Linked DNA regions of Homo sapiens: region 2 is linked to region 1. A link is an interaction called in ENCODE POLR2A ChIA-PET data of the cell type or tissue named here. Cell type or tissue: Panc1. All regions are shown on one strand. Each heading gives the region's core, and the rest is flanking DNA. Links, peaks and the distances in the headings are about the cores only.

Region 1 (9,740 bases), core at 4,772-8,771:
CCAGGCTAATGTTTTACATTTTTGTAGAGACAGCGTCTTGCTATGTTGCCCAGGCTGGTCTCAAACTCCTGGCCTCAAGTGATGCTCCTGCCTTGGCCTCTCAAAGCACTGGGCAATGTCCCTGGTCTTCAATAAATATTTGATTTATTTAAGCAAATCTTTTTTCTGAGCACCTACTATGTGCTAGGCACCATTCTAAGTACTTAGGATACATAGATAAATAAAATAAAGGTTCTTCCCTTCAAAGAGCTTACATGTCAGCAAGTAAAGGAAAAGATGAGAGAAAATATAATAAATCAGTAAATTATATATCATGTCAAAAGGTGATAGGTGTTATAGAGAAAAGAAAAAGCGGAGAAGGGTGGGAGAATTGGGAATACAGGGGTGGGACACAGGTGGCAGTATTAAACAGGATGGTCAGGGTAGGCTTCATTGAGAAAGAAAGACTTCAGGATGTCTGGGGGAGGAGTGTTCCAGGAAGAGAGAAGAGCAAGTGCAAAGGCCCTGAGACAGGAGCAGCAAGTGCATTTAGAAACAGCAAGGAGGCCAGTGGCTGGAGTGAAGCAGGAAAGGCGGGGAGAGGGTCATGGGTTGGGGGAAGGGACATTGTGCAGGTCTATGCAGGCTATTGTAGGGTGTATGGAGTGAAGATGTCAAGTCAGCAGTTAGATATGGAGCTGGAGATTTGGGGAGCAATGAGCTGGAGAGATAGACTTGAAAGTCATTGGCATATAGATGGTACATCATATCATCATATGAGACTGCATGGGATTGCCAAGAGGTTGAGTGCAGATAGGAAGGAGGCAGAGAAGAGGAAAGGACTGAGCTCCAGGACCCTCTTGCACCAGGCAGGGGAATCAGCAAAGAGACTGTGATGGCATGGCCAGAAAGGAAGGGGAAAACCATGCAGGATCTGGGACCCCAGGGAATCTGAAGGGAAGAGACCAGAAGTCTATGGCAATTGCTCATGAAGAGATGAGGGTCTGGCCAAGGGGCCAGGTGGGAGGAACCAGGTAAGAGATATTATCATCCCAATGTTACCCTTAAAGAAACCAAGGCCCAGAGAGGGGAGAGGTTAAGAACCTGGGTCAAGATCACACAGCTTAAGTGTGACTTCTTCTTTTTATTTTTTATTTTTTTGAGACGGAGTCTCCCTCTGTCACCAGGCTGGAGTGCAGTGGCACAATCTCAGCTCACTGCAACCTCCGCCTCCCGGGTTCAAACAGTTCACCTGCCTCAGCCTCCCGAGTAGCTGGGATTACAGGTGCCTGCCACCACGCCCAGCTAATTTTTGTATTTTTAGTAGAGACGGGATTTCACCATGTTGGTCAGGCTGGTCTCGAACTCCTGACCTCGTGATCTTCCCACCTCAGCCTCCCAAAGAGCTGGGATTACAGGTGTAAGCCATTGTGCCCGGCCAAGTGTGAGTTCTTTTAAGCTGTGTGACCTTGGCCAAGGTGCTTAACCTTTCCCTGCCAAGTCTCAAACACCTCTTTGTCCAGCTACTATGCTTCCATCAAGAATCAATAGGACCTATGTCCCTACAGGTGTCAGGGTAGCTGGCAGAATGGTGATGCCCTTGGCAGAGGCAGGCAAGGCCAAAGGAAGGGCTGGTTCTGGCAGGGAGTGAAGGATCTTACTTTGAGAGGTATTGAATATGAGGTGGCTGCAGACAGATGGTGACGCCATCTGAGAGGCAGCAGGAAGTAGGCGCTGAGGCTCAGGAGGTGATTTGAGCTGTTGATCTGGATTTGGGACTCCTCAGGACAATCTGTGAACAATGATGAGAGAGAGCACCAAGGACCAAGGTCTGAACTTGGGAGCTAGGGCCCATGTCCACAGGGTGAACTGGAAGGAAGATAAGGAGACAGCAAGGAATGCTTGCCAAGAAACCAGGAGACCAGGAAAGAGTAGTTTCCAAGAGATGGGGGAAGCCCACACTGTTGCAGGGAGGTCCTGCATAAAGTCTGAAACGGGTCTATTTAATTCGCCCTTGGAGGCTGGGCATGGTGTCTCACACCTGTAATCCCAGCACTTTGGGAGGCCAAGGCGGGTGGATGACCTGAGGTCAAGAGTTTGAGAACCAGCCTGGTCAACATGGCAAAACCCCGTCTGTACTAAAAATACAAAAATTGGCCGGGCGTGGTGGTGGAAGCCTGTAATCCCAGCTACTCGGGAGGCTGAGGCAGGAGAATCACCTGAATCCCAGAGGCGGAGGTTGCTGTGAGCTGAGATCACACCACTGCACACCAGCCTGGGAGACAGAGCAAGACTCTGCCCAAAAGAAAAAAAAAAATTGTAGTTGGAAGGACTTCTGGTTCTATAGGGTGGATTGAACACAAGACTTTATCTCCAGTCCTTCCTGATTTTCCATCAAAGTGACAGTAAGGAATAAAGAATGTAAACCTACAAGGACAAAGAGAAGAGGAGACAACAGCAGACAAGATATTAACACCTTTTTGGAAAGTGAGAAACAGGTTGAGGAGTGATCACTGACACAGCAGAGAACAACTGAAACCAAAGGCCATTTGGAGTCTGTAAAAGCTCGGGGATTGGAGGGCTGAAGGAGGCAAGGGGAAGAGCAGGGCTGAAAGCAGCGGCTGCTAGGAGAATGCATAAGGAGAGATGAAACACCCAAGATACTTATCCATCTCCTCTCAAAGCCAGGCAAATTCCAGCCACCTCACAGAAGACCAGCAGTTTATTCTGTGGAATTAAGTAAAAGTCTGCATACTGAAGGATAGAACCCTCAGCCCTCACTCCTAAATTGGTCCCAGAGAAAAGACCTCCAGATTCTTCCAGTTGTTGGGGGAGTCTTCCCTAAAGGACCAGGTTCCTACTTGATCACTCTGCAGTGAAGCCCAACAGCCAATAAGCTTGGTCCTCGGTACTCTGTCTTCAGTAGCTGTTTCTTGGTCCTTGGTCCTTGGTACTCTCACTCATCATTGTTCACAGATTGCCCTGAGGAGTCCCAGATCCAGTCCCAAATCCACCTGCCCCCAACACACAGAGCAGCCAACTCTTTAGTGTCTTACTCCAAAATATTGAGACAGCCAAGCCGCAAGAATCACCACAGGTCGGGTGCAGTGACTCACGCCTGTAATCCCAGCACTTTGGGAGGCCGAGGCAGGCGGATCACTTGAAGTCAGGAGTTCGAGACCAGCCTGGCCAACATGGCAAAACCCCTCTACTAAAAATACAAAAATTAGCTGGGCATTGTGACACGTGCCTGTAATCCCAGCTACTCGGGAGGCTGAGGCAGGAGAATTTCTTGAACCTCAGAGGCAGAGGTTGCAGTGAGCTGAGATCGTACTACCACACTCCAGCCTGGGCGACAGAGGGAGACTCCATCTCAAAAAAAAAAAAAAAAAGTCACCACACATTTGAGGAAAAATTCTGTTAAAATAAAAACTTTAGACAAATTAAATTTAGCAGAGTTTATCTGAGCAAAGAACAATTCATGAATCAGCCAGCATCCTGAACCAGTAGAGGTTCACAGAGTTTTACCACCCAGCAGTATGGGCAGGCAGTATTAATGGACAGAGAAAGGAATTGATGTATAGAAACAGCTTGATTGGCGACAGATCAGTATTTGCCTTATTTGGGCATGGTGCAATGAGGTGTTTGCCTTATGTGGACATGTTCTGATGATCTGGCAGCTTGTGATTGGCTGAAAATTCTGCTATATTTGGCTGAGACTTGGCTGCTTATTGTAAGAATATACTCTCAAGTTACGTTGCAGTTTGTTTACATATTGAATTATGCTACAGTCCACTATGTATGGAGTCAGCTTTATACCTGGGTGACAGAGTGAGACTTTGTCAAAAAAAGAAGGAGAGGAGAGGAGAGAGAGGAGAGAGATGAGGGGTGGGGAGGGGAAGGGAGGAAAGGAGAAAGGAAGGAAGGAAAGAAGGAAGGGAGGGAGGGAAGGGAAGGAGGGAGGGAAGAAGGGAAAGAAAGAAGGAAGGAAGGAAGGAAGAAAGAGAGAGAGAGAAAGGAAGGAAGGAAGGAAATAGGCAACACATAAAATAAATTTTTTTAATAGGATCACAGGTCACTGTGAACAATAGCCGTTCATTAAATGACTTCGGAGGCATATACAAAAAGTTACATAGTTGTAGAAAAAGCTTAGCTGTTTTAATAGCGAGTTCTCAGTTTTCTTAAGTGATCAAAAACCTAACAAAGACAGCATGAAGCACAGGAAATTATCTGGGTAGAACACAGAATCTTTGTTTTCTAGGCCAACTACCTAAAGAGAAAGAAAAACATTTTACAATTTCCTATTATGATCAGACCAATAATCTAAGAACACCATGTTGTTTTAATGGAGAGAACCAAATTCTAGTTTTGCATCAGTGTAATTTTGATATTAATGCTAGCTCTTATCGCCCAGGCTGGAGTGCAATGGTGCAATCTCTGCTTACTGCAACCTCCGCCTCCCGGGTTCAAGTGATTCTCCTGCCTCAGCCTCTCAAGTAGCTGGGATTACAGGCGCCTGCCACCACACCCGGCTTATTTTTTGTATTTTTAGTAGAGATGGGGTTTCACCATGTTGGCCAGGCTGGGCTCGAACTCCTGACCTCAAGTGATCCACCCGCCTCTGCCTCCCAAAGTCCTGGGATTACAGGCGTGAGCCACTGCACCCGGTCGCTAACTTTTATTCTTAAAAAACTTGTAAATAATTACCTCCTAATCTTAACCAGCTTGATCACCCATAAAATTTCTTTCACAAGATTCATCTTCCACAAACCTCCTACAACTCTTATATCCATTCACTTTTTGTCCTATACTTTCCTCTTCTCATTTTCGAAAAATCAGTCATTTCACTTTAGGACAAAATTTATTCTCTTTTTCCGTTATCAAAACAAAACATCCTCACGTCTTATAGCTTTTCCTTAGCTTCCTTTGTATATTTCTTTTTCATATATTCCTTTTTCTTACCTTCCTTGTATATTTTCATATAGATTTTCCCCCTTATTGTTTCTAGTAATTGTAGCTACATATATTAATTAGAATTCTTAACCCCGGCCAGGTACAGTGGCTCATGCCTGTAATCCCAGCACTTTGGAGTCCGAGGTAGGCAGATCACTTGAGGGCAGAAGTTCAAGACCGGCCTGGCTGACATGCTGAAACCCTGTCTCTATTAAAAATACAAAAATTGGCTGGGCGTGGTGGCGGGCACCTGTAATCCCAGCTACTGGGGAGGCTCAGGCAGGAGAATTACCTGAACCCAGGAGGTGGAGGTTGCAGTGAGTCAAGATTGAGCCACTGCACTCCAGCCTGGGTGACAGCGCGAGACTCCATCTCAGAAAAAAAAAAAAAAAAAAAGAATTCTTAACCCTTAGTGACCTTAATTTCCATGGACATTAGAAAGTAAGCATTTGTGAATTGTGTGTCACACCAGCTGTAGATTGGTAAATCTATGAACCATAATGTCTAGAAGCATGAGCTTTCTCATAGTACAATTTGTCAGTGTGGCACAGAACATGTTTCTCAATGGTCCAAAATGTCTTTAAGTCTCTCTGTAAAAATAAACTGTAAAGGAGGCAAAATTTCATTTGTATCCCTTTAGGTTTTTTGTTTGTTTGTTTTGTGAGGCCTGAAAACTAAATTGTTGTTTGTACAGATTTCCCTCCTCCTCAACTTTCTATTCTTGATGCTAAGAGTGTTAAAACCTTCTGGTGGCTGAGCGTGGTGGCTCACGCCTGTAATCCTAGCACTTTGGGAGGCTGAGGCAGGTGGAACACTTGACCTCAGGATTTCGAGACCAGCCTGGGCAACATGGTGAAACCCCATCTCTACAAAAAATACAAAAATTAGCTGGATGTGGTAGCTTGTGTCTGTAGTCCCAGATACTTTGGCGGGGCTGAGGCGGGAGGATTGCTTGAGCCCAGGAGGCAGAGGTTGCAGTGAGCCGAGATCTTGCCACTTGCACTCCAGAGTAGGCGATAGAGACCCTATTTCAAAAAAGTAATAATAAAACCTTCTGGTATAGGAAGGACATCTTTTACATGGGAATTTTATCTTACATTCATTTAACTCACTTATTTTCAACACTTATGCTTGGATTGCCTATAAAGATGAGATAATAAACAACTAGTCATCATTTTGTTTTTCTTGCTGACAAATTTTATAATATAAAGACAACATAAGCTTGTTTTACCAGTAAACCTAGATAGGAAATCATGCATCTTTATGATATTTAATCCCCAAAACTATGAAAACATGTCTGTTTCAGTCAAACCAACAATATTCTTATTTGCCAAAGATTACCCAAGTCAGATGAGCTGCAAAAGTATTTGAGGTAGTTCTTAATTTTCTGAGAGAATACTTCATTTATACAAGCACTTATTTTTCTTAAAGCCAACAAAATAGAGCTCTTTCATAATTTAATTTTGGAGCATTAAAAGGAGATAAGAAACTATGATACCTGTATCATACATACAGACTTATATAAACATAAACAGCAACAGATCTTACAGCTTTCATTTAAATATCTTAGCCATGTTCCAGGTACAGTAATATAAAACTCCTGAATTTATTAAAGACTATCTGGATCCAAATTGTTCTTCTGGCCAATGGAACAAGATTTCTTGCCCAGATGACTAAAGCTTTTGAATAAGATTCGTGAAGGAGCTTTTAAGATTTTTTTGTTTGATTTCTGTAAGGAACCTATTATAAAGAGGCAATTTTTTATTCATTTAATCTTTTAGATGCCTCTGTGTATCAATTAAAGAATGCATCCCATTGCTTTTGTGGCATTTTTGAACCTTTCTTTTCTAATGCACCTTGCAAGTGAACAGTTTTATCTAGGTCAAAACTTTCCCACTGTGGCCACTGTAACTCTTAAGTTGTCCTCAGCAAAGTTAACCCATTTTTCCAAAAATACACATGTTCCTCATAATTGTTGTTCATGAAGTTAGCCACCGTCCCAGAAAGTGGCGTCTCAGACTCTGGAGTCCCAGACTCCTTAGATTTGGAGGAACTCACTTTCAAAAGGCACCTGCCTGAGGCTTTTAACTGGATCCATTTCAGTTAATTATCAGATCTGATTTGCTCCTGGACCCAGTCCTACTTGACCCAGTCTAAGAATTGTTCAAATAAACTTGGAGAACACAAAACACAAATTCCTGAAGCTTGGAATCTGAGATAGAACTCACCCATGACCTCCAGTTGCTACAAGAGAACAATTGGCACAGTGTGCCCTGTCAGGTACCCTTACTTGGTCACTAAATGCTCCTGAGGGTCACTGGAGTTCTACTTCCGATCCCACTTCTGACACCAATCTGTTAAAAGAAAAGCTTTAGGCCGGGCACGGTGGCTCACGCCTGTTATCCCAGCACTTTGGGAGGCCGAGGTGGGTGGATCACCTGAGGTCAGGAGTTCAAGACCAGCCTGGCCTACATGGTGAAACCCCATCTCTACTAAAAATACAAAAATTAGTCAGGCATGGTGGTGGGCGCCTGTAGTCCAAGCTACTCAGGAGGCTAAGGCAGGAGAATTGCTTGAAGCTGGGAGGTGGTGGTTGCAGTGAACCGAGATCACGCCATTACACTCCAGCGTGGGGGCCAAGAGCGAGACTGTCTCAAAAAAAAAAAAAAAAAAAGAAAAAGAAAAAGAAAAAGGAAAAGCTTTAGACAAATTTAGCAGAGCTTATTTGAAAAAATAAGCAATTCATGAATTCAGCAGCATGCTAAACTAGTAAAGACTCGGCTGGGCGTGGTGGCTCACACCTGTAATCCCAGCACTTTGGGAGGCTGAGGCAGGCAGATCACCTGAGGTCAGGAGTTCAAGACCACCCTGGCTAATATGATGAAACCCCATTTCTACTAAAAATACAAAAAAATTAGCTGGGCGTGGAGGCACACACCTGTAATCCCAGCTACTCAGGAGGCTGAGGCAGGAGAATGGCTTGAACCTGGGAGGCAGAGGTTGCAGTGAGCCAAGATCACACCATTGCACTCCAGCCTGGGCAACAAGAGTGAAACGCCATCTCAAAAGAAAAAAAAAAAAAACCTAAACCAGTAAAGGCTCAAAGAACTCCACCTAACCATGTGGTCAAGTAGTACTTACAGAGAGAAAAAAAGTGACACATAGAAATAGCCTATTTAGAACTCGGCATTTGCTTTATCTGGACAGGTCTAAGCACTTTGCAGTCTGCGATTGGCTGAAAGCTCAGTTGCAATGATTGGCTGAGACTCAGCTACTTGTTACAAGAAACTCTCATGTTAGGTTTGTTTACATATTAAGTTGGGTTTCAGTTCACTATGTAAGGAGGCAGCTTAAGGCCAAATTTAATCTAATTTAACACCTCCAGCTTGAAAGACAAAACCAAACCAAATCAACCAAGAAACAGAAAAAAGAAAATTCAAAGATGTATGAGCATGCATAACTTTGATAAAAATAAAAATAATAATTATTTGAATTGGCAATTAGAAAATAGTTATATCCTCAGGTAACAGATGTCTCTAGGTGGATGAGATTGTGGGTGGTTTTTCTTGTTGTTGATATTTTCTGTGCATCTCTAAAAAACATCTAATGCTTTGCAAAGAACATAAGAAACAGATTAGTACATTAGTGGCCTTGGAGGAAACAATCTCAGTAAAACATGTGTTTATTAATGAATGTATTCCCCCATCCCTTTCCAAAAAAGTTCATAGGTGTAGTTATAGTCAAAGGTAAGAGGCAGTCTTGTCAGAGCCAGTAAAGTAACCAACCATCCTGGTTTGCCCAAGACCAAGCAGCTTCCCAAGACACTAGACTTTCAGTGCTAAAACCAGAGAAGTCCCATCCATACTAGGAGAGTTGATCACTCTAGTCTGTGTAATTTGCAAAGACTCTCCATATCCTTTGGTTCCTGTGAGTCTCAAATCCACCCAGTGAGGTACAGGTGGGCCGGTGGATGGTCACCTCCATTTCAGAAGAGAGGCAGCTAAGGCTCAGGGAATCTCCCTATCCCTGACCCGGGAAAGGCCTTAAGAGAAAGTGGTCTTTTAAACTGTGTGTATATATCACTTTGATAAAATTAAAAATTAGTTTTAAAGAAGAGAGAGGGCCAGGCGCAGTGGCTCACGCCTGTAATCCCAGCACTTTCGGAGGCCGAGGCGGGCAGGTCGTAAGGTCAAGAGATCGAGACCATCCTGGCTAACACAGGTGAAACTCCATCTCTATTAAAAATACAAAAAAAAAAAAATTAGCCGGGCGTAGTGGTGGGCACCTGTAGTCCCAGCTACTCCAGAGGCTGAGGCAGGAGAATGGCGTGAACCTGGGAGGCGGAGTTTTCAGTGAGCCGAGATTGCGCCACTGCACTCCAGCCTGGGCGACAGAGTGAGACTCCATCTCAAAAAAAAAAAAAAAAAAAAGAGTGAGGGCCAGGCGCAGCCGTCACGCCTGTAATCCCAGCACTTTCGGAGGCCGATGCGGGCAGATCACGAGGTCAAGAGATCGAGACCATCCTGGCCAACATGGTGAAACCCCGTCTCTACTAAAAATACAAAAATTAGCCAGGCGTGGTGGTGGGCGCCTGTAGTCCCAGCTACTCAGGAGGCTGAGGCAGGAGAATCGCTTGAACCCGGGAGGCAGAGGTTGCAGTGAGCCAAGATGGCAACACTGCACTCCAGCCTGGCAACAGAGTGAGACTCTGTCTCAAAAAAAAAAAAAAAAACAAAAACAAAAAAAAAAGAGTGGGAATCCAGAATGATAGAAAGAAAATGAGCCTGGGAGGGATGAACTGCAGAGGA
Region 2 (7,086 bases), core at 1-4,000, 160 kb after region 1:
CCTCTATCCACTTCCTAGCAGCGTTAACCAAAGCATGGCCACTTCCTCCTTCTCTAAGTGCTTTGTCTCCTTGCCTTCTGTGATTCCACCATCTCCTGGCTTTCCTCCTATTCACCGGCTGCTGGATTTCCTCTTCTTTGCTTGTTTCCTCCTTCTCTAGACCTCTAAATGTAGCAGTATCCTGGGCCTTGGGACAGGTCCTTTTCTTCACCCACCTGGTGACAGTGCCAAGGCCATGGCTGTAAATATCTTTCTTTTGTTTTGAGGCAGGGTCTTGCTCTGTCACCCAGGCTGGAGTGCAGTGGCGTGGTCACAGCTCAACCTCTTGGGTTCAAGTGATTCTCCCACCTTAGCCTCCCAAGTAGCAGGTGCACACCACCAGGCCTGGCTAATATTTAAATATTTTTGTAGAGACGGAGTCTCACCTGAGGCTGCAGTGAGCAGCCTATCTCAAAAATAAATAAATAAAAAATTAGTATCTTTTTTTTTTTTTGAGATGGAGTTTCACTCTTGTTGCCCAGGCTAGAGTGCAATGGTGCAATCTCAGCTCACTGCAAACTCTGCCTCCTGGCTTCAAGCAATTCTTCTGCCTCAGCCTCCGAGTAGCTGGGATTACAGGTGCTCATCACCACACCTGGCTAATTTTGTATATTTAGTAGAGATAGGCCATGTTGGCCAGGCTGGTCTTCAACTTCTGACCTCTGGTGATCTGCCCTCCTCAGCCTCCCAAACTGCTGGGATTATAGGCATGAGCCACTGTGCTCAGTCAAAAATTCACATCTTGAATTTAGCTTTGTCCAAATAGAATCTTCACTCCTCCCCTTTCCACACCTGTTCCTCCCCGCTTCTTCCTTGTCTCTGGAGCAGCACGGAATGGGTGTTCAACGTGGTTTGTTGATGGTCAATGGCTGGGAGGGACAGTGGTACTTCCTGTTTCTGAGGGCTATGGCCGCTGACCTGGTTTGGGGAACTGACTGCCCCTGGGCTAAACTTCTATACAGTTGCCTTTGGGTGGCCATTGGTGCCCAAGCCCTGGGCGTCCTCTTAGAGCCAGGGGACCATCTAAGCCTGAGCAATCATATCTGTTCTTTTAATTGCAGTCAAATGCATGTAATGTAAAATTTACCTGAAGTGGTAATTTTAAGTTGTACAGTTCAGTGGCATTTAGTCCATTCACAACATTGTGTGGCCATCACCATGATTTAGTTCTAGAATATCTTCACCATCCCAAAAGGAAACTTGTGACCTATCAGCAGGCCTCCCTACCCAATTCCCTGCTTCCCTCAGCCTGGCAACGATTAACCTGCTTTCTGTCTCTACCTATTTGCCTGTTCTGGACATTTCACATAAATGGAATCAATATGTGGGCTTCTGTGTCTGGCTTCTTTCACGTGGCATAATGTCTTCAAGGCTCATCACGTTGTAGTGTGTATCAGAACTTCCTTCTTTTATAAGGCTGAGTAATATTCCATTGTGTGGATGGACCACATTTCTATATTTGTTCTTGAAGGAAGTGGAAGGGAGTGGAGGCTCCATGGCAGGGCAGGTATATGCCGGGGGCTGGAAAAATTCAACCAGGAGCACAACGATGCCAGCTCCTTGGGGTGTGGCTGGGGGTGCTGCAGCCCCTGAATCATCTGTCAACCCCATCTGTGGTTTCCCACACCGTGGTGAAGGCTTGAGGTGAGTGCTGTAGGGCTGACAGCCACGGGGTCATTACGGGTGAGATTATCCAGCGTCCGAGCTTTCTGCCCTACAGCCCCACATTCTTTATGCCTCAGGCAGCTTCTTCAAACCTCCCCGCGGAGACAGGAGGTCCCCTCCTCGGTCAGGGGAGGGTGAGGGCTCCGTGCCCCACGGTGCCGCGGTCAGCAACACGGGTTGAGCCCACGCGGGGCTCCCCCCAGCAGGGGGCGCTGAGACAAGTCGGGTTCCAGGGGCCTTTCTCCTACCAGGGCTGCTTGTGAATTTCTCCTACTTGGGCTGCTTGTGAATTTCCACCTTGCTGCGGTGTCTTCTTCCTCGGTTTACTTCACACATATTTGAGTGAGGATTACTTGCCCTTGGGGAGTCTGGACGGCTCCCCAATTTTGGGATGCAGCTAGTGCTGTACTGGCCGCCTCATAACCACCCAGGGAGCGTGTGAAAAGGCAAATTCCTGGACATGATCCCAGTGGGACCAGGACAGAGTCCATGAGGCCTCCAGGTGATTCTCATGCCCAGGCTTGGGACTCCACACGGCCCTCCTTCAAGTTCACGATCTGCAGACATCAGGCTTCTGCCTTCTACGCTGCACCGTCTTGCTTGCGGGCTCATCTCTCCTTTTAATCAATCCATTCAGGTGAACCAACCACAGAGAAATGGCTTATTCTATGTTTACACCTGAAAAATATTCATTCATTCATTAGTTCAATAGAACTTTATAGAACGCCCTATGCCAGGCACCAGATATACCTTGGTGAATAAGACACGGTTCCTGCCTTGAGGTCTGGCTGGGGAGGCGTGTCAATACATTCCAATGTGATGAATGCTAGGAAAAGCAAAACGCTACGATCAGCTCAGGGTGGGATCACAGAAGTGGATGCCTGGCTTACCTGGCTCGAATTTGGGGAATCACCAGGAAGAGGTGATTTCTCAGTGGAGACTAGCAGGATGAGCAGGAAAATTCCCCGGGGACAGGAAGTCAGAAAGCAGAGAGCAGTGACAATTCTGGTGGGGGGCGGAGGGAAGCAGAGAACTGAACCAAAACATCATAATTTGGGCATAGGCATTTTAGCATTCTAGATTTTCTTTAAAATTCATGATTCAAGAGATAAAAATATAAGTTTGTTTCTAGATATATGACTAAGGTCTCAAAGAGAACTACTTCCCTAATTAGTCCACTATGGAAAGATGTATTCAGATTATTTACGGATAGGGGAAGGCCCTGCATAACTTCTGTGTCAGTCTCCGGAATGGCTCATATGCAAATGGAGAAGGAATCACTGGATCTGGGTGGATGCCTTCTGGGGAACAGAGTTGTCTTTCGGTGTTCCAGGAGCTGCAGATACAACTTTGAAGGCAGTGGCTCGAAACCCTGGCTGCAAGTAAAAATCACCTGGGAGTTTTTTTTTAATTTTTTATTTTTATTTTTATTATTTTTTTTGAGACGGAGTCTTGTTCTGTCGCCCAGGCTGGAGTACAGTGGCATGATCTCGGCTCACTGTAACCTCTGCCTCTTGGGTTCAAGCGATTCTCCTGCCTCAGCCTCCCGAGTAGCTGGGATTACAGTCATGTGCCACCACACCTGGCTAATTTTTGTTATTTTTAGTGGAGATGGCATTTCACCATGTTGGCCAGGCTGGTCTCGAACTCCTGACCTCAAGTGATCCACCCACCTTGGCCTCCCAAAGTGCTGGGATTACAGGCATGAGTCACTACACGCCTGGCCACCTAGGAGCTTCTTAAATCTACCACACATGGCAACCACTCTGGCAACTGATATATTAACTGTTTGGGGCTAGGGTGCAATGTCTGGGTGGAAGGGGAAGCTTCTGTAAAGGAGATGAAGAAGAAGCTACCAGGGAAGTGGGTAGAAAGCCAGGAGAAAAAAGGTCACAACACAGATGTAGGGGGAGAGTGGTCAGGAAGGAGGATGTGGTCAACAGGTCACAAGCTGCAGAAAGGCAAGAAAACGAGGACTGGTTGTGTCATTTAGGGCCATGGTAGTCACTAGCAGCAGGTGACTTTAGCAGCAGGTGACTTTAGCAGCAGGCTTGTCAGCAAAGTAACGTGTGGGAGGCTGGATCACAGAGTTCAGGAGAATGAGTTCAGGGACTTGGGAGGTGAGAAAATGGAGCCAGGATGCGGACTGACTTGGAAGGTAGAAAGAGGCAGGGCTGTTCATGGAGGGGGAATACGGGGTGGAAGGAATGATGTAATGATCTGTTGAGGATAAGAGAGACATGAATGTGTATAAAGGTGGCAGGTATTTGGGAGACAGAAGGCGTAATTGATGGTATAAAGTTCCTAAGGAGGTGGAAAGAAAGGGAAGTGTTGGGATCCAACACATTGTTGGCAGCATTGACCTTAAATAGGAGGGACACCTCCTCAGTTGTAACAGGGTGGAAGGTGGAGAGGGTGTGGTGGGGGCAGGGTGGCTCATTTTACTTGGTGGGGGTCAAGAACATCCATCACTCAGAATTTACTCATGAATGCGGTGACTGGATTTTCAGAGGCACGTGGCCTTGATAGAGGCCTCTCTCTACGTCCTCTCTTTCTTTCACGTCTCCCTCGTGGCAGCCAGACCTGGAGGCACTGTCCCAGTGATGAGTTAGCTGGGGGAGTGTAGGGGCTGGCCACCCTTTCTTTCTGGCCCATCTTCTCCACCTGTGGCAGGACCCTTGGGGAAGGAAGCTGGAAGGTTGAAGCCTGGCCTAAGCCTAAGCCCCAGGGTTCATCAGGGTCTACTATACTAAGGGTCTCTGCATTGGGGGCAGGGCTCAGGCACCAAGATGACTCCCTCCCTGAGAAACCCCAGAGGGAAGGGGATACTCGGGCATTGAGCCCTCACTCCAGCACCCTAACACCTTCTACCCTCAGTGGTGGGGTCTTTGCCTTTCTGATCCTCATGTACCTGAGGCCACAGTGGGCAGGTTGTACCTGCCCTGTGCCCTGCAGGCACAAAGGGGCTGGCTCCCTTGCATGGGCCCCCTCTTTATCCTCCAATTCCCTCCTGTTTTCCTTCTGCTGACTCAGAGTTAGGAACAGAGCCTCTCCAAACTTTGGGAAGCACCTCTCCTGCCATCTACCATGGTGTCTGACTGCTGGACTTAGGGAGAGAAGCGCCTTCCCCCCGGCTCCTCACTGGCAGAAAGTCCTCCTGGTGGCTCCCGATGAATGAGCCTGGCCCATTTTCTGCCCATCCTCTGTACCCAGCAGTGCCCCCAATCATTCCACCATGAAATGTGCAGTAGCTTTCTATCCCTCAACTATTTCATGCTCACTTGGCCCAAATGCGGACAGTCATGGGTTCTTCTGCTTTTGATATGGAAACGCTGGGAAGGGAAGAGCGTGGTCCCTTTAAATGATACGGAACAGCGCAAGGGAAATGTTGGGTAGAGGAAGGTTGTGCTCCCTGGCGAGGGCTCCACCCTCGTGGACCTAGGTTAGGACAGGCACTCCTGCTTTTGCACCCAAATGTTGCATTTCCCAAGACCACCCTGTCCTGCCACACCCCCATCCTGTGCCTATAAAAACCCGAGACCCTAGCAGGGCAGAGACAGAAGCGGCTGGACATCTAGAGGAGTATATTGGCGGTGGGACACACAGGCGGCTGGATGTCAAGAGGAACGCACTGGCACCGGCATCGGCATGCCAGCAGGCCACTGACCAGCAGAAGGACGCAGAGTTTGGCTGGGGCAGTTGGAGGAGAGCCTGGGACACCAAGCGGCCCAACTCCAGAGGAAAACCATCTCCCTTCTGGCTCCCCCATCTGCTGAGAGCTACTTCCACTCAATAAAACCTTGCACTCATTCTCCAAGCCCACGTGTGATCTGATTCTTCTGGTACACCAAGGCAAGAAACCCTGGGATACAGAAAACCCTCTGTCCTAGTGACAAAGTAGTGGGTCTAATTGAGCTGACTAACCCAAGCTGCCTACAGATGGCAAAACTGAAAGAGCACCCTGTAACACACGCTCACTGGAGCTTCAGCTGTAAACATTCACCCCTTGACACTGCCGTGGGGTCAGAGCCCCACAGCCTGCCCATCTGTATGTTCCCCTAGAAGTTTGAGCAGCAGGGCACTGAAGAAGCGAGCCATACCCCCATCGCACACCATCTGAGGGGGACAAAGGAACCTTTCCCGTGAGACTTTTTTTTTTTTTTTTTTTGAGACGGAGTCTCACTCTGTCGCCCAGGCTGGAGTGCAGTGGCGCGATCTCGGCTCACTGCAACTCCTGCCTCCCAAGTTCAAGCGATTCTCCTGCCTCAGCCTCCTGAGTAGCTGGGACTACAGGTGCTCGCCACCACACCTGGCTAATTTTTGTATATTAGTAGAGACAGGGTTTCACCATATTGCCAGGCTGGTCTCAAACTCCTGACCTCATGATCCGCCCACCTTGGCCTCCCAAAATGCTGGGATTACAGGCGTGAGCCACCACGCCCAGCCTCCTGTGAGACTTTCAGTCTGCTTGCTGCAAGCTAGAGCAGTGACTAATATATATTTTCTGTGGTCTACCTCTTCACTTAGCTACATACTGTTTTGTTGTTTCCCTCAAATCGCCACTCCCAAGATCAACCCAAAACAGAGTTCAAAGTGCAAAGCAAGCCTTTCTGAAATAGAAGGCAAAAATCAAAGCCTCCTTCCTGGTGGTGGTGTAGGCATGGGTGAGAGATTCTACCCTCTGAGTCCCACTTGGACTTGTGTGGACTCCCTCCTCTCCAGCCACCCTGGCTGTCTTCCAGTTCCTCCAATGCTCTGTGCCACCTCCCATCTCACAGCCTTTGCATATACTGTCCCCTCTTTGTCCAGCTAACTATGATTTATCCTTCAGGTCTCAGTATTGATGTCACTTCTTCTAGAAGCCCTTACCTGACCTTGCTTTTAATGGGAAATAGGGCTTTTACCCTCTAATGCTGTTCCCCTAGAATCTGAGCTGGCCACATATTTGAAGTCTACTCCAGCCAACATTATGGTCTGGATCATAATCATGGTCTGTTTGCTTAGAGGCTACTGATGGTGCTTTCCTCTAAGCCCACACTCAAGACCCCTGTCATGAGCATTGCTAAGGGCACAGGCTTTGAGAAGAGCCCCAGATGTTCTATCTTATATCCTAAAGAGAATTCTGGCAGGATTCTTGTCTCTGCCTCCTGATTCGTCATGAGCAGTGAAGCTGAGCAGCTGAAACTGGTTTCCACCACAGTTCCCTCATGTCTATTCCATTTGTATATTGCTCTACATTTTATTTTTTGTTTTTAAATAAATTTAAAAGAATTTTATTTTTATTTTTATTTATTATTTTTTTTTGTAGAGACAAGGGTTTCGCTATGTTGCCCAGGCTGGTCTCAAACTCTGGGCTCAAGTGATCCTCCTGCCTTGACCTCT

Evidence for each region. ChIA-PET counts read pairs that join two places held together with the same protein. Peaks named below come from ENCODE experiments on the same cell type or tissue, not always from the same donor. Only the 100,000 strongest peaks of a DNase experiment are listed, where the experiment ranks them.
Region 2: POLR2A ChIA-PET joins it to region 1 with 6 read pairs; 2 of 35 experiments call an interaction of 5 or more read pairs at or near these places.

Annotation. Positions count from the first base shown.
Region 1 is chr17:50,645,758-50,655,497 of GRCh38, forward strand. The region is part of intron 1 of ABCC3 (ATP binding cassette subfamily C member 3); the gene reads left to right. Among named protein-coding and RNA genes, the nearest start is that of ABCC3, 16 kb to the left of the region's middle. In Panc1, for the core only: no CTCF peak of the experiment used is centred there; no DNase peak of the experiment used is centred there; H3K27ac peaks cover 1,909 bases.
Region 2 is chr17:50,815,525-50,822,610 of GRCh38, forward strand. No RefSeq gene overlaps it. Among named protein-coding and RNA genes, the nearest start is that of WFIKKN2, 17 kb to the right of the region's middle. RefSeq lists enhancers at 2,083-2,162, 3,766-3,825. In Panc1, for the core only: CTCF peaks have their summits at 1,908 (motif pointing right) and 2,161; a DNase peak (open chromatin) is centred at 2,001; H3K4me3 peaks cover 553 bases; H3K27me3 peaks cover 191 bases.